Regions from separate parts of the Homo sapiens genome. Here region 1 is linked to region 2. A link is an interaction called in ENCODE POLR2A ChIA-PET data of the cell type or tissue named here. Cell type or tissue: OCI-LY7. All regions are shown on one strand. Each heading gives the region's core, and the rest is flanking DNA. Links, peaks and the distances in the headings are about the cores only. Region 1 overlaps MSI2 (musashi RNA binding protein 2). Region 2 overlaps AKAP1 (A-kinase anchoring protein 1).

Region 1 (12,396 bases), core at 6,199-8,698, 400 kb before region 2:
AGCCACACAACACCCTAAGGGGGAAAAAAGAACGGAGAGGGAAAAACCCATATCTTCCCTTAAAAAAAAAAAAAAAAAAAAAAGTATCAATTCAAGCTGCTTCAAGACCCAACAAGTATGTTTTTCTTTCATTTATTTCTACATCAACACTCTGAAGGATAAAGATCTTTCTCATTTCAAGAGCTGTCAATTTGCTTTAGTGCCATGTTTTCATCTGTTTGAGGTAAAGAGGAATTACAAAGCAGGCAAATGAAATAATGCACTGCAATCTAACATATTTTGGCAATTCAAATTGGGACCAGGGAAAAAGGAAATTAAACAAGAATGACAGGCCCACAGCACACCTGTGCTGTACCCCACTGGTCCACCCCTGTCTTCCCTCCACTTGCTAACTTTATAACTTGATGAAGTCTTCAGTGCTTTGCTGAAAACTGTACTATTTGCTGCACCCTAATTCTTCAAATCATTTCTACATTTTGCACAACTCATACAACATTTTGCTTTCTGAAGCAGAAAAAAAAATCCCTTAGCTGCTGGAAAACTGTCAGGCGCTATTACTCTCAAGACCCCCTTGAAATAGTACAGGGGCCAACGTCCTGTTCCTGGTAGATTTACTACACTTCCCTATATAAATTAACAAAGACAAATTCTTGTTGAAATCAGACTGTGTGAGGAATCCTTACCCTCTCAAGCCTAAGGGTTCAATTACAATGGAACTTAAAAATAAATAAAAGGAAATCTTAATCTCCTCTCAGGGTCCTCCTCTACCAATAATGATGCCCCATGAAGATTTTTGCCTAATTCATTTACATTTCTTTTTTTGTCGTTTTTAATTAAACTGCTCCTCAACTACTCAGCTCTATAATTTTTCCTACTTTAGCTCCAGAACTAGGGATTTTCTAAGAACGATAGGAATTTCCAAGGTCAAGATGTCTCTGTAGATCTCAGGAACTATGTGGCACTCAAGAAACTGCCCTTCATCACCACAGGAGAAGCACAAGGAGCTGGCCAGAGGGTTTGAGAGCCCGGGAGGGGGGTGAGGCTCCCTGAGGGACTGCAGTGAAGGAGCCCCTCCGCCCTAACTGCTGTCAATTTAAAATCAAATGATGGCAAATGTGGTCATGGGCATATAGTCCTGTCTTTTGCAGAATCCCATCTGCTTGGTGACACTGTCGAATTCTAGATTTATAAAAGGCATTGCAGTTCTTCTGCCAATGACCCATGTGTCCACAAACAGTGCCTGCTAGGGCACCTAGACCCAGGTCCCAGCTCACCAGTACAGACTAATGGGAGAGGCCAGAAACTCTAGAGCTAGACTCCCTGGGCTTGGATGCTGGCTCTAGTATTTATTAGCTGTGTGACATTGGGCAGATTACTCAACCTTTCTGTGCCTCTGTTACTTCACTTCAAGTTGGTACCTATCTCATAGTGCTGTTATGAGCATTAAGAGATGCTAATTCAGCCGAGCGTGGTGGCTCATGCCTGTAATCCCAGCACTTTGGGAGGCTGAGGTGGGTGGATCACCAGAGGTCAGGAGTTTGAGACCAGCCTAACCAACACGGTGAAACCCCATCTCTACTAAAAATACAAAAATTAGCCAGCAGTGGTGGCGGGCACCTGTAATTCCGGCTACTCAGGAGGCTTAGGTAGGAGAATCGCTTGAACCCGGGAGGTGGAGGTTGCAGTAAGCCAAGATCATGCCACTTCACTCCAGCCTGGGAGACAGAGTGAGACTCTGTCTCAGAAGGAAAAAAAAAAAAAAAAAGGAAGAAGCTAATTCATGTGCAATATTCTGGCACATAAGAAGAACTAAACAGCTGCCATCCATTATTATTACATCCTCAGCGAGCTGGTCAGAAGATCTAGTATTGTTCATGTCTGAGGACCTCCCTCTTTCTACAGTTAGGATGTTGATGCTAAGTGAAGTTAAAATTAGTGGCAAGGCTGGCTTCACCTGAGCAAGGAGTACCCAGGATGAGACACAATGGCCACTTTCTCTAACATCTATCTGTCCAGCCCATGCTGCCCACATGGGAGGCAGCCGTGTCCTGCCACAAGGCTGCAGAAGCATGGAAAACCAGGCAACAGAGAGGGACAGACAGGCTTGTGCCGACATGAGATGGTTTCTGTGATTTACAGCCAAGTCTTAACTAAGACTCTGCGGCCTCTGAGTTCTGTTCAACGAGGAAATTAACTCACTGAGGCCAACCTCTATTCCAGTGAGGACCCCCTGTGTCATCCTGCATAGCAAAGAGATTCAGCCCTTACCTGAGGAGGCTACTCTGGCCAGATGGCAACAGGTGACAGCAGCTTCAGAGCTATTACCCTAAGCCCACTTAATGCCCTAACAACTGGGCTGAATGAGCTCCTTCTGTTCAGCAAATGGGCAGCCCTTAACTTAAAAAGAAGTTTGTCAGAGGCAGTGGTGCTACCTTTAGAATCCATTCATTCATTTGAAAAAAAAAATTAATCAACTCATATTTACCATATTAGGCCCAAAGACTTTTTAAATGAGGAAGACTTGATTCCTGTCCTTGAGTTCATGGGGACAGAGGCGCCATCAGTGCAGGATACGTGATAAGTGCTCTAGGCTGTGCAGGCCCCATGCAGCGCACATACAGGCACTCTGTCAAGGCCCAGTTTTTAGTCATTCATTCATGCACTCAAGGGCTCTGAATACTCAGGGTAAAAATGACACTAACTTAGCTGGGGGAGACGGTTCATCACAAAAATGGCAGGAGGTGGTTTCTAAGCAAAGGGGCACCAGGGACCTGGTAATGGAGCAGCAGGTGTGTGTGTCTGGAGTGGAATGTAAGCCACGGGAGCAGGGCAGGGAAACTGCAGAAAGCACAGCTGTCTGTGTGGGCCTGGCCTGTGTGAGCTGCGGAATGGCTGGGCCTCCACCCTGAAGGTGAGGTTCTGGCTTTTCAGAAAGAAACCTGGGGGAACAAAATGATGTCAGAGAGACCACCTTCAGTCTCTGCTGAAACCAATACCCCATTGCCAAATAGCCTGGGGGACATCCAACAGTGCCAACTGAGGTCAAGGGGTCAGGGGCTTAATCAACCCTGCTGTGCACGGTGACACAGCAGGCCAGAGGCAGAGCTGGGGTTAGTACGCTGCATCAACCCCGGGAAACAACATCCGTACGCACGAGAGAAACCTGCCTCCCCAGGGCAACACCCCGCTCCAGGAGCAAATGAGAGGCGTTCTGAGCCAGCAGGACTTGAGCCCAGATGGTCTCGAAAGCCGAGGAGCCCCAGTCTCAAGGCACGCAGGAAGGAAAGATGACTATTCCAGCTTAATGAACCTTCTCTGTGTCTCTGGGTAAGTGTGGGGTGGGTGGCGGTAAGGGGAAGGAGAGGCTACTCAATATATTTGAGCGGGTGGGTCGCCACTCTACCTTTTATTCTACTCACTTCACATTTGCGGTTTATTAATGCGCCTTCCTTTGTTCCACCCTGACGTCTGCATGACCATGGTAAGTTCCTGCCAGAGCATCCGCTCCCTGAGGGCAGGGCCCATGTCTTTTCCATCCTTCAGGCTGCACCTGGGACCCTGCTCTGGGGACTCAGTGCACCATGCTGGCTGACCCCCTCTGGTTCTAGAACAGGTATCAGTGGAAAAGCATAAATCGCTGTCCCTGCCTGGATGTGGTGGTGACCTCCTCCAAAGGGTCAAGACTGACTGATACCCCTGGAGTTTCTGATCACCAAGCAAAGCTGGGATTCCAGGGACAGAAGCATCTGCTTGGTGGATGCATGGCAGGCACAGCTCCCTCCCACCTCCAGAGAGCGGGATACAGCGAGGCAGAGACAGGACAAGAGCTAGCCCTGGGGATTTAAATGCCTGCTCCCAACCCCAGTTTATGTGCCATGGACTAAAGCCAGAGAAACACAAAAATGTGCCATAAGCCTATTTTCTAAAAGGTGTTTCCAGATGAGTGTTCTGCCTTGGCCAGCTCCAGCAGACTTTAGAACTCGCATGGCTTTTAAAACCAAGAGGAGGCCGGGTGTGGTGGCTCACGCCTGTAATCCCAGCACTTTGGGAGGCAGAGGTGGGTGGATCACCTGAGGTCAGGAGTTTGAGACCAGCCTGGCCAACATGGTGAAACCCTGTCTCTACTAATAATACAGAAATTAGCCGGGCGTGGTGGCACACACCTGTAATCCCAGCTACTTGGGAGGCTGAGGCAGGAGAATCACTTGAACCCGGGAGGCGGAGGTTGCAGTGAGCCGAGATCGTGCCATTGCACTCCAGCTTGGGCGACAAGAGCAAAACTCTGTCTCCAGAAAAACAAAAGACAAAACAAACAAACAAACAAAAAAAAAAACAAGAGGAGTGCAACATTATTTAGGAGCTCACGCCAGTGGAACCAAAGGCTTATGAGCATCTTGTTATAAAATATCAGGGTAGGAAGAAACGAGAGGGCTCCCTGGGGATGGGGCCACCATTCACAACATCCCACCTCATCAAGAGGGCCTCAGGGGCCCAGGCACCCTCCCCACCCAAGGCCATCCATACCAGCCCCCAAAGAGGCCTGCAGAAAACCCAGCCACACAAAAGGCTGAAAGTCCTATGGGACCAAGACAGAGGAAGGAGTAGATGGGGAAACCTCGTGGGGCAGAACGGTGGTGTGACAAACAGCGCAATTAAGAACAAACTGACAACAAATACGTGGCAGGCCCAGCACACATGAAAAATGCACCCTTTCTGCCTCCCATGCCCCAGGTGAAGAGGCAAGCTGAAACAGACATTTAAACCAATGGGCAAATGCAGTGACTGATTGTGGCACAATCAGGTGCTACAACAGAAGGAATGGAGAAACTGCCATTTGGCCAAAAATCTTCAGGAATGACACTAATCGTAAAGGATGGGAAAGTTTTGAAAAAGCAGAAAAGACCTTGTGAAGGTGTCATGTGGTAGAGACAACTGAATTAATCATGGGGGGACTGCATTTGCTTGGCAATGCCTTGGGTTTGGAGTTGAAGAAGGAGCAAAAAGCAAGCAACCAGCTGGGCATGGTGGCTCACGCCTGTAATCCCAGCACTTTGGGAGGCCGAGGTGGGTGCATCACCTGAGGTCAGGTGTTCGAGACCAGCCTGGCCAACATGGTGAAACACCATCTCTACTAAAAATACAAAAATTAGCCGGGCATGGTGGCAGATGTGTGTAATCCCAGCTACTCAGGAGGCTGAGGCAGGAGAGTCACTTGAACCCGGGAGGCGGAGGTTGCAGTGAGCCAAGATCACACCATTGCACTCCAGCCTGGGCGACAAGAGTGAAACTCTGTCTCAAAAACAAAACAAAACAAAAAGCAAGCAACCAAGATGACGCCAGACTGGTGAGGCCGACTCAATATTCTTCCATTTGTGGGCGGCATAACGCACACAAATTCTCCCTGGATAAATTCTTCCTCACTCTCCCCCTCACTCCTTTCCACTTGAGAGAAAAAATATTTAAGAGAAACACTCTCTAGACGGCTGAAATTTCCCCCTCACTAGCTCAATTTAGTTATTTATCAGAACACTTCGGTGCAGTTATTTTCAGACTTCCACATGAAATAGTAATACTTAGCACTTCCAATTCGTCTCCCAAGCAGTTTTCAAATGTCAGCTCATTAATCCTCAAAACCCTTGAGAAGCAGCACTTTGCCCCATCTCTCAGACTGGGAAGATGGAGGCAGGGCTGCCCGAGGATCCCTGTGGATTTCTGCAATGACTCGATGCTGATCTGACTCAGGGGTCCTCTCACTTGGACCACAGAAACCATTTTTCATCGAAGATGACACTGTACTTTAGGACTTGAGGACTCTATTCTAATGAATGGGTCCCGGAACAGCCTTGTGGCCTCTGACCATGGGTGCATGAACACGTGCAAGAACACGCTCCTTCAGCACTTTATCCAGCCAGGTGCAAGCCTCCCAGCACAGCCCACTGTCTGCCATCAGCAGGTGCCCTACATCTCCCAGTTCCTATCTCCCCTTGGCCAGGCCTGCCGGGCTCACGCGCGTATCTGTGAGCTGCACTCTGTTTCCCATGTCTTGCCAATCCCACACATCTGATGGCATCTGAACCAAAACATCACTTTCTGGGGGCAAACTATAGGCTTTGGAAGAGGCCTTCCAAAGAGGGGCTTATGTCCCATGGTATGGCTTTTCTTTGCTCCCTGAAAGAAACACTTCCAGACTTCTTCCCAGCCAGCATCAAATCTTTTAAGCTATTTGGAGCACCCTAAACTTTAGCCTTCAAATGCATTTTGTATTCATCACTTTAAAATGAGATTTAAGGTTCCTGTCATTTGAATCTTCACTTTATTAGTGAAGAAAATGTGTTGATTTTCCTGTGGGCAGGACAGGGAAAGAAAGGGCTGTCAGTGTAGATGCCTCAAATTCTGTACATGGTAGGGGCTGGAGGTCCGGGAAGTCTGCGCTGGATACGGGCAGCAGAGGAAGGGGTGGTGTGGTTGCAGTGTGTGGCATTGAGGTGGGGGTCTCATATCAATGCAGAATGGCCTGTCCAGAGCTGCCAGCCAATAGCGGGCCACAGGCAAGGGAATGGGTGACGAAGCACTCAGGATGGCTTTCCTCTGTCCTGGCCATGAGCTCCCAGACACAGCTGCTGCTGACCTGCAGCAGGAGTTTTAAAAGGGCAATGCCTGCTGCTGCTGCGCTCTGAAGTAGGTCTTCACTAAACACTAACTCATAAACGACCCTGGCCCTTTATCTAGCATCAGCTGGCTTGGTGCCACATCTAATGCACAGCAAGGATTAAAAAGAAAATGCAGCAAGCCAGGCATGGCGGCTCACACCTATCATCTCAGGACTTTGGGAGGCTGAGGTGGGAGGATCGCTTGAGGCCAGGAGATCGACACCAGTCTGGGCAATACAACAAGACCCGTCCTACAAATTTAAAAGCAGAAAAAAATACACCCTCTGTCTTGTTGTTTGATAGACAAATACACCGGAGTGGACGTCATATGGTCATCATCCCCTTCAAAGAAGTCACCATGGAAGGCCCTGTCTTTATTCACTAAGACTTGAAATATTTTCTTGAAACTTTGGTGAGGCGGGGGTCAGGGGGGTGGGGAATTCCCTTCTAGTCAGTTCCCAACTCATGCAAAACAACTAGTCATTATTTTATAGTCCTATTGCATTTTGGTCCAAAAACAGCATAATCAATCTTGGCCACAAGTCATTTGGAACCAAGACTGGCAATGGTTTCCAAAAATCACATCCACTTTCAAAGGCCAAAGATTTATCACCAGTGAGGATATTCAGAAGAAAATGCTAGAGTCTGAATATGAGTTCACAGTGAACACTTTGAAACTGCGCAGAGCAAAGGCAGGATCTTTGGAAGAAGTACACAGACTCCCACTTTGAAGAAGACACACTGCATCTGTAGGAAAAAGCCCAGTTCTCAATGCTTCTTAGTCATTGTCGGGGGTGGGGGAGACACACACACACACACACACACACACACACACACACACACACACACACACACACAGAGAGACAAAGACAAAAACCAATGGGAAGAGATTTACACCCCCCCCCCCCAACACACACAGAGAAACAGATAGATTGAGAAAGACAAATTCTTCATTTAACAAATCTTGGAGGTAAAATAAAAGGGAGGGAAATAAGAAAGGGTTTTTTATAGCTTCATACCAAATACATTATGGATTCAACACTAGGAAAACATTCACCATGTCAATGTACAACAAAATTAGCATCTTTAAGATGTGTTTAACCAAGCAGCAGGGAGGTTTGTGAGTCTGGGCTGGGCCTGCACTGGCTTGAAAATCACCCTACAGATCCTCCCTGACCCCAACATACACACCATTTCCAGGCATTTCCTAGCTGTCAGAAATCTGTCTTCATGAGATTTAAGTCCTTCCCCTCCCAAGACGCCCTGTCTAACCCTGGCTGTCCCCACAGTCTGTACATGGAGGAAGACACAGGAAGGTTTGCCCTTCAACAGGCACAAAAAGCAAGCTCCAGATTTGCTCAACTCGAATCAAAAGGGCTAAACACATCCAGATGTTTGAACGGTTCTGGAAGACGAGGCAGAGCCCCCTCCACTCCCATGGCCTCCCCCGACAGCAGCCTTCTCCCTACTCCCTCGGAAGGCCAGGGGAAGACCTGCCAAGACAAAATGGCTGTTCTCGGGGACGGTGAGATGACTGCGAACGTTCCCAGGGAACATGGCATCAGGAGCACACCAGAAAGAGCAGACCCACAGCCAGAGAAAGAAGCGATGTTTATCCACTTGTGAGACATCTGGAAAATGAAAGAGGCTACAAGCCATCTTTATCACATCTCTGTGCATACAAATACACCACGGAAAATTACAGATCCCTCTCATCTACCAAATGAGCCATAATAACCCCGCAGGTTTTCCCCGAGTCCTTTAGACACTCCGCCTTACACTGTTTATCACGAGGGAGACAAGTGGAGAACCTTGGAAATGTAAAGGAAGATGAGCCCACGCCTTTCAAAGAGAAAGAGCCGGAGCAGGGAAACCCTGATCGTGGCTAATTGGCCCATCAGGGTCCTGCCCTGGACAGACCTAGGTGAGGGCGTCTTTAAAGAAAACGTCCCACCTCCGCTTGCCACAGAGATTTCTAAGGTTTGCCCACTGTCCTTTTGTAAGTGCCTGCTGGGTAAGTGTGGAGATAAGATGAGTATTACATTATGATGCTTCCTCATGCATGAAACTCTGTTTTAAAGAGAGTCTGGAGGGGGCCATCAGGAAGGGAGAGCCTGAGCAGTGGAGGTAGAAGGAAGGCTGCTTTATTTAGAGAAGTCTCAGCTACAGAATAAAACTGCTTTACCTGCAAAGGAAAACTCATTAAAGTTTCTCTTTGGTTCCAGAGAAAGAAATCTACAGCCACAGAATTTCAGAGAAACTGCTTTTATTTCCCATATGCTTTTCACCTTGTCCCCCGACTCCACCCTGACTTACATACTAACTTGAATATATACACAACCCCCCGCCGCACCCCCAAACCAAGATGGCACTCGGCCATACCAAATAACCACTGGCATAGCTTTAACCTGAAATTTCATTCTCTCTTGGTTTTTACTCCCCTGGCAAAAGAGTGAATAGCCTACCAAGTTGTACACATTTCTGCTTAAGCAACTCTGGTGAGGCATTCTTTCTAAAAGCAAGGAATACCTGCATATGTTAGGGGATGAGCTTTTTCCTTGTTAATTTGTTCAGTAAGTCTGGAAGACCCCACCCCTTTTTATTAAATAGGAAAACACGTCAAGGAAAATGTAAGAATATACCTAAACTCCCAACCTTCCCTTATGTCCATGCTTTCTCTGGGGTTTTCTAGGCCCCAGGTGCTCTACCCCCTCTCTGTAACTCTCCCAGGCTCCCTTTTCTTCTCTCACCCCATAAAACTCCAGGGCGTCATCCATCCTACCTGATCCATGGCCCCCACCCTCGCCATCTGAGCTCTCTCCCCTATGCAAGAAGGTGGCAAGAAGAGCCATTGCCTCTCTGTGCTCTGTTGCCAGGCCTGTCCCCAGAGCAGCAGGCTCACTTCTTTGCTGTTGGTTTCCCGTGACATGGATATTCTGGGACCTCCAACCCCAGCACATCTTAACAATGACAAACACACCTTCCCCCAGACTCCATTTCAACTAGTGACCCCAACCTCCTGCAGTTGAAAGCTTTACACTCTTGCCCGGTCCTCTGTCTTCCAAGCTACCCCATCCCATTCTATTATTTCTTCCTTTGATGGGACCCCCCATTCTCCCCTTTCCTTACTTTTTCTTCTTTTTTTTTTTTTTTAAATGGAGTTTCGCTTTTGTTGCCCAGGCTGGAGTGCAATGGTGTGATCTCGGCTCACCACAACCTCCGCCTCCCAGATTCAAGCAACTCTCCTGCCTCAGCTTCCTGAGTAGCTGGGATTCCAGGCGCCTGCCACCTGCCCGGCTAATTTTTCGTATTTTTAGTAGATTCGGGGTTTCACCGTGTTGGTCAGGCTGGTCTCGAACTCCCGACCTCAGCTGATCCACCCGCCTCGGCCTCCCAAAGTGCAGGGATCACAGGCGTGAGCCACTGCGCCCAGCCACTTTTTCTACAACTCTCTTTGCTTCAGAACCTTGTCACTGTAAGTTGTGACCTAACACAAGATGGCCACCTTCCTGGCATCACTGACTGTGACCCGGTTACTTTTCCTGAAGGATCACTGAAAACCTTCCATGTCTCCGACTGCCCACAGGGAAATATCCAAGCACTCATGGCCCGAGGCAAGCTACCCTGCCTTCCAGCATCACATCTAGGTCCCCTCGGACGCACACCCCCAGTCAAGTCCACTGGTCTGTCATTCCACTGAATTCTCTCCAGCCCTTTACTTAGGAGGAACATGACTTTGTCTGTGTTCCACAGAAGGGAAAACTGAAGGAAAGGCATGAGGAGAATCCCGGGGGGCTGCCTTGTGAGGTCATAACGGGAGGGCACACAGCCTCAAGAGCTAGCAACAAGGAGGCTGGATGGGAGACCACGGGAAGGGAGGGTGCCCTGCAGGAAGAGGCGGAACCGAGAGGGCAATGCCCTGGCATCGGCCACCTTCACAGCATCATGAAGGAGGAGGATCCGTGGAGGAGAAACCAAAGTCTGGGGAATTTGAGAGGTCAGAGCCATGGTCAGGGGAAGAGAAAGTTTCTGTCAAAAACCTCTCTCCCGGCCGGGCGCGGTGGCTCATGGCCTGTAATCCCAGCACTCTGGGAGGCTGAGGCGGGCAGATCATGAGGTCAGGAGTTCGAGACCAGCGTGACCAACATGCATCTCTACTTAAAATACAAAAATTAGCTGGGCATCGTGGTGCACGCCTGTAGTCCCAGCTACTCGAGACGCTGAGGCAGGAGAATCGCTTGAACCTGGGAGGCGGAGGTTGTCGTGAGCCGCGATTGCGCGACTGCACTCCAGCCTGGACAACAGCAAGACTCTGTCTCAAAAACAAACAAACAAACAAACAAAAACAACTCTCTCCCTAAACCATAAGCACCTGTGAACAGGAACCACATCTTATGCCTTCTCTGCCCCTCACCCCAGACCCAGGACTCAATGACTACTTGCTGACTGACTGACGGATGAACGTCAGCTCTGGGGACTGAGCAATTGCTCTGGAACTTTAAAGACCTGGAGTCTTTTGCTGATGTGTGAAGTGACCTTGGGCTAGTTGACAAATGTGCTGTTTCTAATCTGTTATAAAGGAGGGCCTGCAAAACCTCTTATTTTTTAATACATGTGTCATATATACATGGCAGAAACTGCCTATGAGCAAAGAGAAGAAAATACAAATCACCCACTGTTAACACTTCAGTGTTTATTTTCAGACCTTTTCCTAGCAAAACGTATATGTGTGTGTAATGACATTTTTAATAAAAAAATAAATCACATGCAGAAGATATAGTAAAGAACACTTATTAAAGTAATTTGCCAACTCCTTGTGCCCTGATTTATTGAGACTTCATCCTTAAATATGTATCACTATTGGGTAGCTGAATATAACAAAACTCCCCATCAGCTCTCTTTCATTCCTTGGACTCGTATCAGTCTCTAAGCCACCCCTGAACTGTGATTTATATGACAGCTTGGGAAAAGCCAACTGGGGACAATCAATGGAACAGACGGAGATAGGCCTGGTGAATGTGCATGAATTAAAAGGAAAACTCCATTGTAATAGGAACAAGATTCTAATCACCACACCTAATTACAAAGAGGAGTAAATCACTGAAAAAAAAAATTAAGTGTCTCATACAGAACAAACAAAGCAATTAGTCATAAACAGAAGCTCAGGGCTTGGTGAGCAAGCCAGGGCCCAGGCCCAATCCACCAGCTGTGCATCTGCTCCCAAGACCACTTGGGGGCCATGGAGGGTGGGCTGTAAGGTCAGAGCAGAGCCTGGGTATGTAATGGTGCTGGGGAAGGGTAGGTGGTCGGTTCCCAACACATGCGCCTCTGTGCACAAACACGCAAACAGCCTCATCAGGACCTCTGATCACAGTAGTGACCCAGCATTAGATGCTAGAAGGCTTAAATCTAGAGCCCAGACCTTCCTGCATGACAGAATGATGACTATATATATATATATATATATATATATATATATATCTCAGAGTCATCTTCTCCATTCCCTGTCCATATCCCTCAAACAACAACAATAATAATAGCAGCTAATTCTTATTACACAATTACTGTAGATCTGACACTATGCCGGCCATTTCACAAAGTTATCTAGTTCAATTCACACATTACACCTTCAAAGGATGCACTATTATCATCGTCTCCATGTTATCAATGAGGAAACTGAAATCCAGAGGGCTGAGAAATTTGGCTAAGTTCATCCTGCTTATGAGGAGAAGAACCTGGATTTAAA
Region 2 (12,396 bases), core at 2,328-4,827:
GCTGGAGAATAGTACACCCTTTGGGGATGAAAGGGGGCACTCTAGAGGAATCGATTTGGCTTCACCACCTGTCAGGGCTAGCTCCAGCTTTGTACTGTCATCTCTGCGTGTTCCTGGTCGCAATCTCATGTCTGTGGTGTTAGGAAGAATGCCCGAGGACTCTGATCTTCGGCAAGGTGGGTGTGTCTGGAGCAATGCTGGGGGCTCTGCAGGCAGCTTGCTCACGGTGGACAGTTCCTTTTCTGGAGGCTCTGTGACACTGGGGGGTGTGGACACTACTTTGGGACAGACGTCTTCCACGGGGAGAGGTTCCTTGATGGCAGGGTCAGCCCTCAGCTGCACAGCACCAGCCTCCACCTGCTGCTCATCATGGCTGCTGACATGGCCTTTTTTACGAGAGAAAAACCACCACCAGCCGAGGAGCGCCAGCATCCCAGGCAATGCCAAGGGGAAGAGCGAACGGAACTGGATTGCCATCCTGGAGGCTTGAAGTAATTACACCTGGGGAGAGCAGGAGAGCGGGGAGGAGGGATGTTACAGAGCCAGGTAGGAGGATACTGGCAACCGCACATGCAAGACAGTCAACAGGGTAGAGCTGGAGCCATCTCCTCCGCCTTCCCTGCCCTCCAAGAGGAGCACACCTCTCAGCTCGTACCAGTCCACCCTCTGTGTGATCCACTGGGGGTCAGTGGCCAGGAAGAGGCATCTTCCCCTCCATGCTCCCCAACTCACGCACCCTCTTGAAACAAACCGAGCATTCTATTCTTTAACCCAAATCCCTCCCTTCATCACTTCATGATGCCAAATTCTCTCTATGTTCCCCAAAAAGGGGCTAGCTCTGCTCAGTGTGGCTCAGTTCTCTAAACTCACAGAACATTTTTTTCTATCAAGTGGCATCAGAGCATTTCAAACCCCCATGGAATCCACATGTGCATGGTTCCCTCACATCTACCCATAAAATCATGAGTCAATGAAATGGAACTTTGTTACTCAGCAATTAGAGACAGTGAGAATGAAGGAGGAATAAAATTCCCAATGGCTAAGGAGATGCTCCAGGGTGAGGGACCAACACAGCAAACTGCAGCATGAAGGTCCAGGTCAGACTTGGAAGATTCAAATACAGGCGCTCCCTGATCTTCCAAGGCTCAACTGAGAATTTTTCAACTTTACAATGGTGGGAAACAATACCCATTCAGTGGAAACTATACTTCCAATTTTGGATTCTGATCTTTCCCTGGACTACCAATAGGTGATGCGCTACTCTCTCGCAATGCTAGCTCCCAGTCATCCACTCTATCACAAGGGTGAACAACGGGCACTCCAGAGTGGATCGTGTTGCTAGGTGATTTTGCCCCACTGTAGACGACTGTGAGTCTTCTCAGCTCATGTAAAGTAGCCTAGGCTAAACTATGGTGTTCAGTAGGTTAGGTGCATTAGATGTATTTATTTTCGATTTATGCTATTTTCAGCTTACAATGGGTCTACCAGGATGTAACTCCATTGTAAGCTGAGGAGCATCTGTACCATCGTGGGGTCAGTGAGGGTGTCCTAGGGCCCCACTGCGTAGTCTGGACTTTATCCTGCAGACAACAGAGAACCAGCATAGGTCTGCAAGGCACACACATCAAATTGTTTCTAGAAGGCAATTCTGGGAACAGGATGAAAAGTGAATCGAGGCTGGGCGCAGTGGCTCATGCCTGAAGCCTGAAATCCCAGCACTTTGGGAAGCAGAGCTCGGCAGATCACCTAAGGTCAGAAGTTTGAGACTAGCCTGGGCAACACGGTGAAACCCTGTCTCTACTAAAAATACAAAAATTAGCTGGGCATGGTGGCAGGCGCCTGTAATCCCAGCTACTCAGGAGGCTGAGGCAGGAGAATTGCTTGAATCCAGGGGGGTGGAGGTTGCAGTGAGCCGAGATCAAGACTCCATCTCAAAAAAGAAAAGTGAAGTATATCGAGCAGAAGGAACCTAGAAACCTAAGTCAGTTAGGTCTAAGCAAGGAGGAATAGTAAGGGCCTAGAAGAAGGCAACAGACATGTAAAGGGGATAGAAAACTCAATTTTTCCTCATCTGTAAGATGGGGACACATCTCTTAATGGATGGTTGGTATAAGGATTAGCTGAGATATAGAAAGTTCTTTGCAAAGCAGTTAACACTCACTAAAGGTATATGATGGGCTTATTCTAGAACACTTACATTCAATGCTTCCTATGCCAGCAAACTTTAAATCTCTCTGCCAAAGTAATGTCTTTTTAAAACCAAAAATCCTTCAACTGACAAGCTGAATTACACCTTATTTGGGTTTGTTTTCTTTTAGAGATAACAAATGCACATGTTTTAACAACTCATATTGGTTTGACTTATATTGTTTTCTGGCAGAACCAGAACATCAGTACTTTTAAAAGTTCCCTGAGAGGTTCTACTTTCCAGCCAAGGCTGGGAACCACTACTCTAGGACTCTGCTTCTGAAAGTGCGATCCATGTACCAGAAGTCCTGAATATTGCCTAGGACCTTGCTAGAAATGCAGTATCCCAGTCTCACCTCAGACTTGCATTTTAACAAGATCCCTAGGGGATTGAGAAGGACCTTACAGTTTGTGAAGGAATGCTAAGAGGTGTGTTCTGCCCCTGAAGTGATGAAGTGGGGGCAGTGGTAGTGAGAAGGTCACCTCCATTTGAAAGTCCCTATATCTTTAAAGATAAACTTTCTTGCTGATATTTGAAGCAGCAGCAATGATAGCATTTGAAGCACAATGCAGGGCTAGGCAGTGGCCAGGGCTAAGGCTTTACATCAATTCCTCAGGGAAGAAATTTAGTGCTACCGTTTTGCTTCACATTCAAACACAGAACCTTGCTAGATTGTTTTCCTTTTATCTCGCTGTCGTCCAGGCTGGAGTGCAGTGGTGTGATCTCGGCTCATTACAACCTCTGCCTCCAGGTTCATGCAGTTCTCCTGTCTCAGCCTCCAGAGTAGCTGGGTCTACAGGCGCCCACCACCACACTTGGCTAATTTTTGTATTTTTGGTAGAGACGGGGTTTCGCCATGTTGGCTAGACTGGAACTCGAGACCTCAGGTGATCCGCCAGCCGGCCTCCCAAAGTGCTGGGATGACAGGCCACGGTGCCCAGCCAAATGAATTACTATCTTGAAGGTTAAAATAGCTCAAGGAGGCTGGGTGCGGTGGCTCACACCTATAATCCTAGCACTTTCAGAGGCTGAGGCGGGTGGATCACGAGGTCAGGAGATTGAGACCATCCTGGTTAACATGTTAAACCCTGTTTCTACTAAAAATACAAAAAAAAAAGAGAGAGAGCCGGGAGTTGTGGCGGGAGCCTGTACTCCCAGCTACTCGGGAGGCTGAGCGGGAGAATCACTTGAACCCGGGAGGCAGAGGTTGCAGTGAGCCAAGATAGTGCCACTGCACTCCAGTCTGGGTGACAGAGCGAGACTCAAAAAAAAAAAAAAGCTCAAGGCATACAGCCAAGGGATGGGTACCTAAATTCTCTCCCACATTAAATCTGGAACCCATTATTCTAGAACTGTGGGGAAGAGGCGCTATATGAGCCAAGAAAAGGGGAAGTCTGTACTACCTTTCCGGAGAGCCTTATGATAGCTCTTAAAAGCTCATAACCACATCCTACAACTCTGAAATCCCACACTTGGCATCTTTAAATTAAAAAAACAAAAACAAAACCACAACAAAGAAAAATCCACAAAGCCAAGCACCTGTGATCCCAGCTACTTAAAGAGGCAGAGACAGGAGGATCGCTGAAGTCCAGGAGTTGCCACCAGCCTGGGCAACACAGTGAGACTAGTCCCTTAAAAAATTTTTTTTCAAAATGTTTTTAACCCACGTACCTCTGCACAGGCTGAGGCATCATTTGAAACAAAATTGGGATTAACAAACATTTCAGGGGAATCACTGCTAGGTAGATTATGGAATCCACTGACATACCGATGTTACCGAAAGAAGTTGATCTCATGTGCCGACATGGAAAAAATCACCTGGATACGTAAAACAAAAAGGTACAGACCACCATGTGTATGGAATGTCTATGTTCACATAATCCCATGGAAAAACTGGGAAGGACACACAACAAGCCATTCAGTTGTAGGAGAGGGGAAGTTTCTACACACTGATCTTGTATCCTGCAAACTTGCTGAACTCACTAATTCTAACCATTTAGTAGATTTCCTTGGGATTTCTTACCTACAGATAAAGAGTCTTACTTCCTCCTTTTGGGAGGAGAGATTTTTAATTTCTTTCACAACCGGTTCTCCAACTTGGCTTCACATTAGCATCATCTGGTAAGCTTTTAAAAGCCCAAGGCCAAGGCAGCACCAGCCCTATTAAATCAGAATCTTAGAGTGAGACCCCAGCAGCAGGGTTTTTTTAAAACCAAGGTGATTACAATGTGCAGTCAAGTTTGAGAATCACTGTTCTGAGGCCAGGTGTGGTGGCTCATACCCAAAATCCCAGCACTTTGGGAGGCGGGGGTTGGGGGTGGTGGAGGGGGCGGCAAATCGCTTGAGGCCAGGAGTTTGAGACCAGCCTGGGCAACATGTGAAACCCTGTCTCTAAAAAACATTAGCCAGGTGGTATAATTCCAGCTGCTCCAGAGGCTGAGGCAGGAGGATCACTTGAGCCAGGGAGGCGGAGGTTGCAGTGAGCTGAGATCGTGCCACTGCACTTGCAACAGAGTGAGACCCCATCCTGGGGGGAAGAAAGAGAGAATCACTGTTCTGTAATAACCCGCCCACACCCAAAAAAGTGGTAATGATGGGAGATTTGCCTTGTATTTGCTTTGTGTTCAATTGTCTTTCAAATAAAAGAGTAAAGACAGGGAAGTCTCCCTACACCTATTCTAGTTTGGGGGCTGCCCAATAAAAATAATTTTATTTAATTTTTTGAGACGGGAGTTTTGCTCTCGTTGTCCAGGCTGGAGGGCAATGGTGTGATCTTGGCTCACCGCAACCTCCGCCTCCCGGGTTCAAGTGATTCTTATGCCTCAGCCTCCTGAGTACCTGACATTACAGGCATGCGCCACCACACCCAGCTAATTTTGTATTTTTAGTAGAGACAGGGTTTCTCCATGTTGGTCTGGCTGGAAAAAATAATTTAAAAAAAAAGAGTAAGGACAGTTTGAGACGGGAAAGTGGCTATGAGGAAAGGCTGCAATGGATAGGGGAGTGTGCCCGTGGCCTGCTGTCAAAAGATTCAAATCCTACCTAACAGGGCACATGCCAGCAGGAAGAGGAGTGGAGTCTAAACCCAGGTTTTCATCCGGTCAGTTTGTTTGTTTGTTTACTTATTTATTTATTTAAGACAGAGTCTTGCTCTGTCGCCCAAGCTGGAGTGCAGTGGGCACGATCTCGGCTTACAGCAACCTCTGCCTCCTAGGTTCAAGTGATTCTCCCACCTCAGCCTCCCAAGTAGCTGGGATTACAGGCACACGGCACCATGCCTGGCTAATGTTTGTGTGTGTGTGTGTGCGTGTGTGTGTGTGTGTGTTTTAGCAGAGATGGAGTTTCACACCATGTTGGCCAGGCTGGGCTCGAACTCCTGACCTCAAGTGATCCACCCACCTTGGCCTCAAAAACTGCTGGGATTATAGGCGTGAGCCACCGCGCCTGGCCAGGTCAGTAAATTTAGATTGTGATTCCTTATTAACTAGGCAATCCCATTTCACCCAGATTTATAGCTGTGACTCCCATAGCAATTATCTGATCGCAGGAAAAAGATTAAATGGGATGGGGTAGAGAAGAAAAACAATCCTAACAGCTACCCCACCGGGGGCTAGTTCTCCTTATTTTACATATCAAGGGCCCAAGGCCGCAGACTCTAATTGGCTGTCTGCTCAAAACACAAACCACCTCTCAAGATGGCTGGGAGAAGCCCCACCCCTTTAGAACTAAAAGTTGATCCCAAGGGGTCCTGCCTGTCTCCAGCAGTTAGTTGCTGGTCCCACACCACACCACCACACCCAGCCTCCCAAGATCCCATAAGGGGGCTATACTACAGTGAGGTAGAGACCCAACACTCAAAGCACGCACCTCTGCCCTGGCTTTGGTCCTGTACCCTGGGCCACCCATACCCAGTCCCCAGCACCTTCTGTCACTAGGCTCCCTGCACTTCACCTGCCCTGTTCTCAGTCCTCAGACAGAATGCACAGAATCACCACTGCAGGCCACAACACCCATCTCTGCCTGCTGCTCTGTAGTTTACCAGGACACCACCACTAGCCCTCCCTGCCCAGCTTGTTCCCCAGAGACTGAGGCTCTAAGCCCTCAGACCACCACCTCTAGAGTCACCCCTATAGTCACTGGAGCTACTGAAGAATTACTGCCTGGAAAACATGGTTTCTACAACATTTCCAAGCCAGGGATGGCCTCCTAGAAGGCACTGAATACTGCTACCCATTTCACCCAACCCACAGAATCCAGGATGTCCCACCTAAATTCCCAGTGCCCATCTCTCCCCAGCCTTCACCCCGCACTCTGGACTAGAGCCAGAGACCCAAGGCTGAGCAATCAGGAACCAGGTGTCACTGCTTCTATGCAGTGAGTGGCTCAAGATAAAGCCCTTCTCACACCATTGCTTCCAGGAACAGAAACTGCCTGGCTTGAAGCGCTCCACCAGCACTTGAGAACAGAGATTACCAGATCCCCGAAGAGCAGAGTGGAAGATGTGTTTTTTTCCTTGTTACCAGGGAATTGTGCCTAGAGATGTGAACCATCCTCCAACAAGAACAGAGCCAAGAGACCCTGGGATCAGCAGGCCTTGGCTGGGTCTCACTAAGGGCACCCATTGCCAGGAGACACCTCACAGATGCCCCTCTACCAGCCCCCACTTCCCACTAGTCAAGAAATCAGCTAGGCTAGGTGCGGTGGCTCACGCCTGTAATCCCAGCACTTTGGGAGGCCGAGGCGGGCAGATCACGAGATCAGATCAAGACCATCCTGGCTAATACAGTGAAACCCCGCCTCTACTAAAAATACAAAAAAAAAAAAAATAGCGGGGCTTGGTGGCGGGCACCTGTAGTCCCAGCTACTTGGGAGGCTGAGGCAGGAGAATGGCATGAACCTGGGAGGCGGAGCTTGCAGTGAGCTGAGATCGCACCACTGCAGTCCAGCCTGGGCAACAGAGTGAGACTCCGTCTCAAAAAAAAAAAAAAAAAAATCAGCTAGCCCCTCACTCCCTCACCCCTGAGCCACTCTCACCTCAGTCAAACAGACTTCTTGGAATTGGTAAGATGCCATTTTGCCCAATTTACGTGGTCCGACAGGGCTACAAGAGGTGGTATAAAATGCATCAGGCTTTCCTGAGTGCCCAGGTAGTGCCACCTCTTTTCATACATACACATACCCCTTTAGCCTTACAAGGCTCTTCTGACATCTTCCTTCCTGCACTGGGCCAGACTCTTCGGAGTTGCTCTCTTTGCCCTGAGGTGTTTTTTTTTGTAAACCTGAACTTCTCAACATTTAAGTGGTATCACAGTAGTCCCCAAAGCCTTCCTACTCACAAGCTAATCAAAGGCTGGCTCCTCCCCCAGGCCCAGGACTAAGGGCAGACCTGTCTGCAGTCAGAGAAAAGCCTCCCAGAAGGATGCTGCAGAGCCCTGCCCTAGGGTTGGTGGGGAGGACACTCTGTCATTTTGAATCTGTTGGAATTAAATAGCTGCCTGCTTATTTTTAGCAGGTCCATTTGCCTGGGAATAGATGCATACTGGCTAGTTGCCAAGTGGTCACACAGAGCTGAAGTTAGGCACGTGCTACAGCCACAGGCCTCAGCATTCATCTGCTCACTCCAGGTTCCAAAGGATCTCTTCTTTCTCCAGGGAGGTACCTGCAGCTTCTCAGAACAGCCCTCAGAAAAGTAATGGCCTCACTCTCAACTCAGCTGACAAACCTGGTAACTGCAGGCTACAGCCTTCTGCTAAACAAGAAAACAAATCCCTGGCAATGGTACAGAGAGTGTTGGTCCCAGTGACTAAGCCAATTTGGCTGCAGTGACTGCAAAAAGAGCCGCATGTAACTGATGGGAAAGTCCACCATAAAAACAACAGCTTAGGAGCCAAGTGCCCAACAAGCCCAATGTGGGCTTGGGCCTGGTCAGTGAAGCCACATCCACTTTGCGTTCTGAATGAACATTTACACTGGAATTTGAACATTTCTTCCATTATTCCAGTGTTCACACTGACAAAGGCTGTCCCCAGGTGTTCTACCAATAGGAAGGAGCCTGCCCAAGACACTCCACCTCCAGAGTGCCCAGCTCATTAAGTTCCTGCTGAGGGACTCTTCCCCTTGAAGGGGGTCTTCCAAGGGCAGGGAATCAGAACCTAAAGCCCAGCACTTCAGCCACTGCATTCAGAGAATGACAGCAGTCTGTGGCCAGGCAGAGGCATACTCCCTTCCATGGGAGTTTGGTCGAGGAAAATCACAAACTCGGAGTTCTCCGCAAGATTCCAAAAGCGCCTCTTGGCTTGTATCAGATGCATTTACCTATTTCCTCATCAGGTCACAGTCATTCACCTTGCTCATTCATTCAAATATGTTTAAGTTGCTATAAGCAGAAGATTCTGATCACCAGAAGCACACGATTCTGATGGAAGAATCAATCTCTCTCACTCACTCACACACACACCCCTGCGCCACAAGCAGCTGAGAAGTGGGCAAAGGGAGCCCAGGAAGGCTTTCTCAAAGAGGGCCAGGATTTCCTTAGGCTGCAGTGGGTGGGTAGGGAGGGGGACAGGACATAAATTGAGGTTCTAATATCTTTGGGCATGGGAGGGAACAGTGAGTCCCAAAGTAAAACAGGAAGAAATCCTAGGAGCTGAAGTGCTGGTCAGGCGAGACAAAGAGTTTGACCTTTGCCACAGGAGCCATAGTCGCAGCAGTTGCAACATGGTAAAGTAGAGTAGGTCACAAGAGGTAAAGGTCTCGGTGACCCTCAAGAGTGACTGCTATCCAATACTGGCAGCCACTTAGTCATGGGAGGTTACTGAGCACTTGAAATGTGACCAGTGTGACTAGGGCACTGAATTCTACTTTAGGTTAACTTGAACTCTCCACCTGCAGCTGGCAGCTACCTACTGGACAATGCAGCTCTAAAGGGTGTTCCCAGAAGGCCCCAATGAACAGGAGGGCTGGATACATGCTGCAGCCGCCAACACCTACCTTGCTGGGTAGTGCTCGGTTCTGCCACCAAGGGTGGGGGCGATGGTAGGCCTGGGCTGTGCACCCTCAGCAGCATGGCTGGGCCAGGAATCAGAGTGCTGGAGCCATGGCTCAGGTGTTGGTCCCAGCCCAGCCTCAGTGCTCACAGGACTGTTACCTTCATCCTCAGGGGCCTGTGTAAGTCACAGTAAGCTATGACTTCATGTGGGTACCCTAGAGATCCCAAATTAGCTCACAGTGGGGTTGTGAGGTCCTGTCTAGGACTGTCCCCCACCCTCCATTGTGATGGCCCACAGAGAAGCCAGGGGGGCCAGCACCACCAGACCAGCACACTTTGTGGGTGCTTCTGCCCTTCCACGTAGAGCAGCTGTCAGGAACTCGGGACACTTTCCCAGCCCAATTCACAGAAGGAAGGCCAGAAGCTTAACCCAGTAGTGTCTGAGTACCTGCTTGGCAAAGCCTTCTACGGCCAAAATGAAAACCCTGAATCCACTACCAGGTGCTCTAGGTAAGACAAGACAAGCCAAAAGCCAGAAATACCATCTCTGGACATGGCCTCAAAGTAAGAGCTCCGCCAGCCCAACTAAAAGTTAAACCAACTCCTGCTCTGGAAAACTTAGTACCCGAGGTTGAACTGCCCAGTCTCTTTCCTGCTCTGCTGGCCAAATCCATGGCAGGTCCAAGTCACATGCCTCTTTTCGTGAAGGAAAAATCATCAGCACCTCCTACAAAGGTCTTCCTAATCACTTCATTTTGGGGGTAGGGGTGTGGATTTTAAAACTTTGAAGACTATGTCACACTCACCTTGCCCCTCACCTCTGGCCTTGACAACCATCTTGCTTTACAAGTGAATTCCGCCAGGTTTCTAAAGATGGTCACAACACAGGTGCCAGGAATGCCTTCCTGGGTACATGGAGTTCCCGCCCACGACCACAGAAGACATTACACAAAACTGCCCAAAAAGTATGAAATGGCAATCTGACAACAACCTGACTTAAAAGCCAGTAAAGACATCAGAAAAGATGTTGGTGTGCAGCAAGAAACCCTTCGCAGCACCTCACATGGGCAAAACCAAAGAGGTAAGACCCTGATCTTCCTAATGGCAGACAGTGAACTACGACCACCCCAGAAATCACATAAAAGCATAGAAGGTAATTTCTATTCAACAAATAATTACTGGCACTCACAGAGAAAAGCATGGTGGGACACAAATTAATCAGGCAAGGCACTGCCCTCGAGGCACTTTCAGTCTTGGCGGGGAGTAGTGGAGGGCAGAAGAAAAAAAAAAAAAAAAAAAAAGCCCAAACAGGCCACCACGGTAGCTCACGCCTACAATCCCCAACACTTCGGGAGGATTGCTTGAGGCCAGGAGCTCAAGACCAGCCTGGGCAATATAGTGAGACCTTGTATCTACAAAAAAAAAATTTTTTTTTAATTACCCAGGCATAGTGGCGCACACCTGTAGTCCCAACTACTCGAGAGGCTGAGGTGGGAGAATTGCTTGAACCCAGGAGGCAGAGGTTGCAGTGAGCCGAGATCGCACCACTGCACTCCAACCTGGGCAACAGAGTGACACCTTGTCTCAAAAAACAAGCAATGACCTTTTCTCCAGTGGGCCTGTTACTGCCACTCTCTGCTACTGACCAACTGAAAGTTTTGTCCATAGGACATGGAAGTGCCCTGTTAGGGGTGAAGGAGGAACAGAAAATGGGGTGCCAGTGTCCTCAGACTAGAATGTTCTAGTATCTTGGGGTAGGAATGAGAGAATATAAGCCTGAATGCCAGCATTATGGGAGCCAAGGAGAGTTGGGATGCCCCATTCAATATATAGACTTTCATTCAAGACCCATCTTCAGCCAGGCACGATGGCTCACACCTGTAATCCCAACACTTTGGGAAGTTGGAAGATTACTTGAGCCCAGGAGTTCGAGACTAGCCTGGGCAATGTGGTGAGACCTCATCTCTACAAAAAAAAATTTAAAAGAATTAGTCGGGCATAGTAGTACATGCCTCTTGTCCCAGCTACTGAGCAGGCTGAGGTGGGAGGATCACTTGAGCCCAGGAAATCAAGGCTGCAGTGAGCTATGATGGCATTACTGCACTCCAGCCTGGGGGACAGTGAGACCTGTCTTTAAAAAAAAAAAAAAAAAAAAAAAGTTGGGGGGGACCCATTTTCACCACTCCCTGGTACCCAAATCCAGATCGCCACATTTATAACTTCTCTAAAAAGTGAAGCCAGACCTTCTGCTGGCCTGGCCTGGCGGAAGGGCTCCACAGGCCTAGTTGTCTGCTGACTTCAGCCACCCAACTGAAGGCCCAATCCATGCCTTCAAAGGTGCCTGTCCCTGCATGGATCGGCTGGCTTCTTGTGGGCCACAAACCACGCACACCTTCTCAGCAAGCTACTGAACGATGGGCTCCCCCAAGACAAGGAAATCAACCAAGAAAGGAGGGGCACTGGATCCAGAAACGAGACAAGAGAAGGGGAGAGGGAATTCCAAGGCTGAAGGGGAAGCAGAGCCAGGGAAAAGGGATGCGCCCAGGAGAAACGTGGAACCGTTGCGAGTACCTGGTATGTGGAGCCACAGTGAGAGCCACTTTCCCCCAATGACAGGCATTCCACAGCAATGGTGGAGGCTGCGAGGTGGTCAGGGAACTGGTGAGAGAGACAGAAAATTAAGCAAAAGAAACTAAGGAAATTAACTAGGAGAGGAGAAGAAGAAAATGAAGGAAAAGAAGAAATATGGGAAACTAAAAACCTTGCAGCCATAAACAAGGTTCATATTATAATAATGTATATTCTGAAGATCAACTTGACCAAAACTTGGGCTATCTCTACACTGGGATGATGAGGGAAGAAAAAAGCATAGGAACGAGCTAAATCCTATCTCCCACAGCAGAAAAACAAATCAGATAATAATCCTTAAAAAGAAAGAAAATAATACTACTGACAATGGTGGGGACAGCTGGAAGAATTGAAAGTAATGGGGGTGGGGGGCAGTGGGCAAAGGACTGTCCTTTCAAGCCTTGTACACAGTCAAAAGCCAAATCCTTTCTACAAGTAATGTTTTGATAGAAAACACGTTATTAAGATACATACAAGTAGCAATGCATGCTCTATTACCACACAGCTTTATGTTTCTTATTAACCATCCTAAATTTGCATTAATGTCAACTCATCTGTGTACAAACTTGTAAGGCCTTATTTTCCTATAATA

What was found. ChIA-PET counts read pairs that join two places held together with the same protein. Peaks named below come from ENCODE experiments on the same cell type or tissue, not always from the same donor. Only the 100,000 strongest peaks of a DNase experiment are listed, where the experiment ranks them.
Region 1: POLR2A ChIA-PET joins it to region 2 with 7 read pairs; 2 of 35 experiments call an interaction of 5 or more read pairs at or near these places.

What each region holds. Positions count from the first base shown.
Region 1 is chr17:57,502,338-57,514,733 of GRCh38, reverse strand. The region is part of intron 6 of MSI2 (musashi RNA binding protein 2); the gene reads right to left. Among named protein-coding and RNA genes, the nearest start is that of MSI2-AS1, 100 kb to the left of the region's middle. RefSeq lists enhancers at 2,526-3,119, 3,120-3,714, 7,505-8,032. In OCI-LY7, for the core only: no CTCF peak of the experiment used is centred there; no DNase peak of the experiment used is centred there.
Region 2 is chr17:57,093,546-57,105,941 of GRCh38, reverse strand. It overlaps AKAP1 (A-kinase anchoring protein 1), which reads right to left. Exons shown (of 11, transcript NM_003488.4): 2 at 1-501. The coding sequence starts at 477. Among named protein-coding and RNA genes, the nearest start is that of AKAP1, 14 kb to the right of the region's middle. RefSeq lists an enhancer at 6,801-6,880. In OCI-LY7, for the core only: no CTCF peak of the experiment used is centred there; a DNase peak (open chromatin) is centred at 3,631.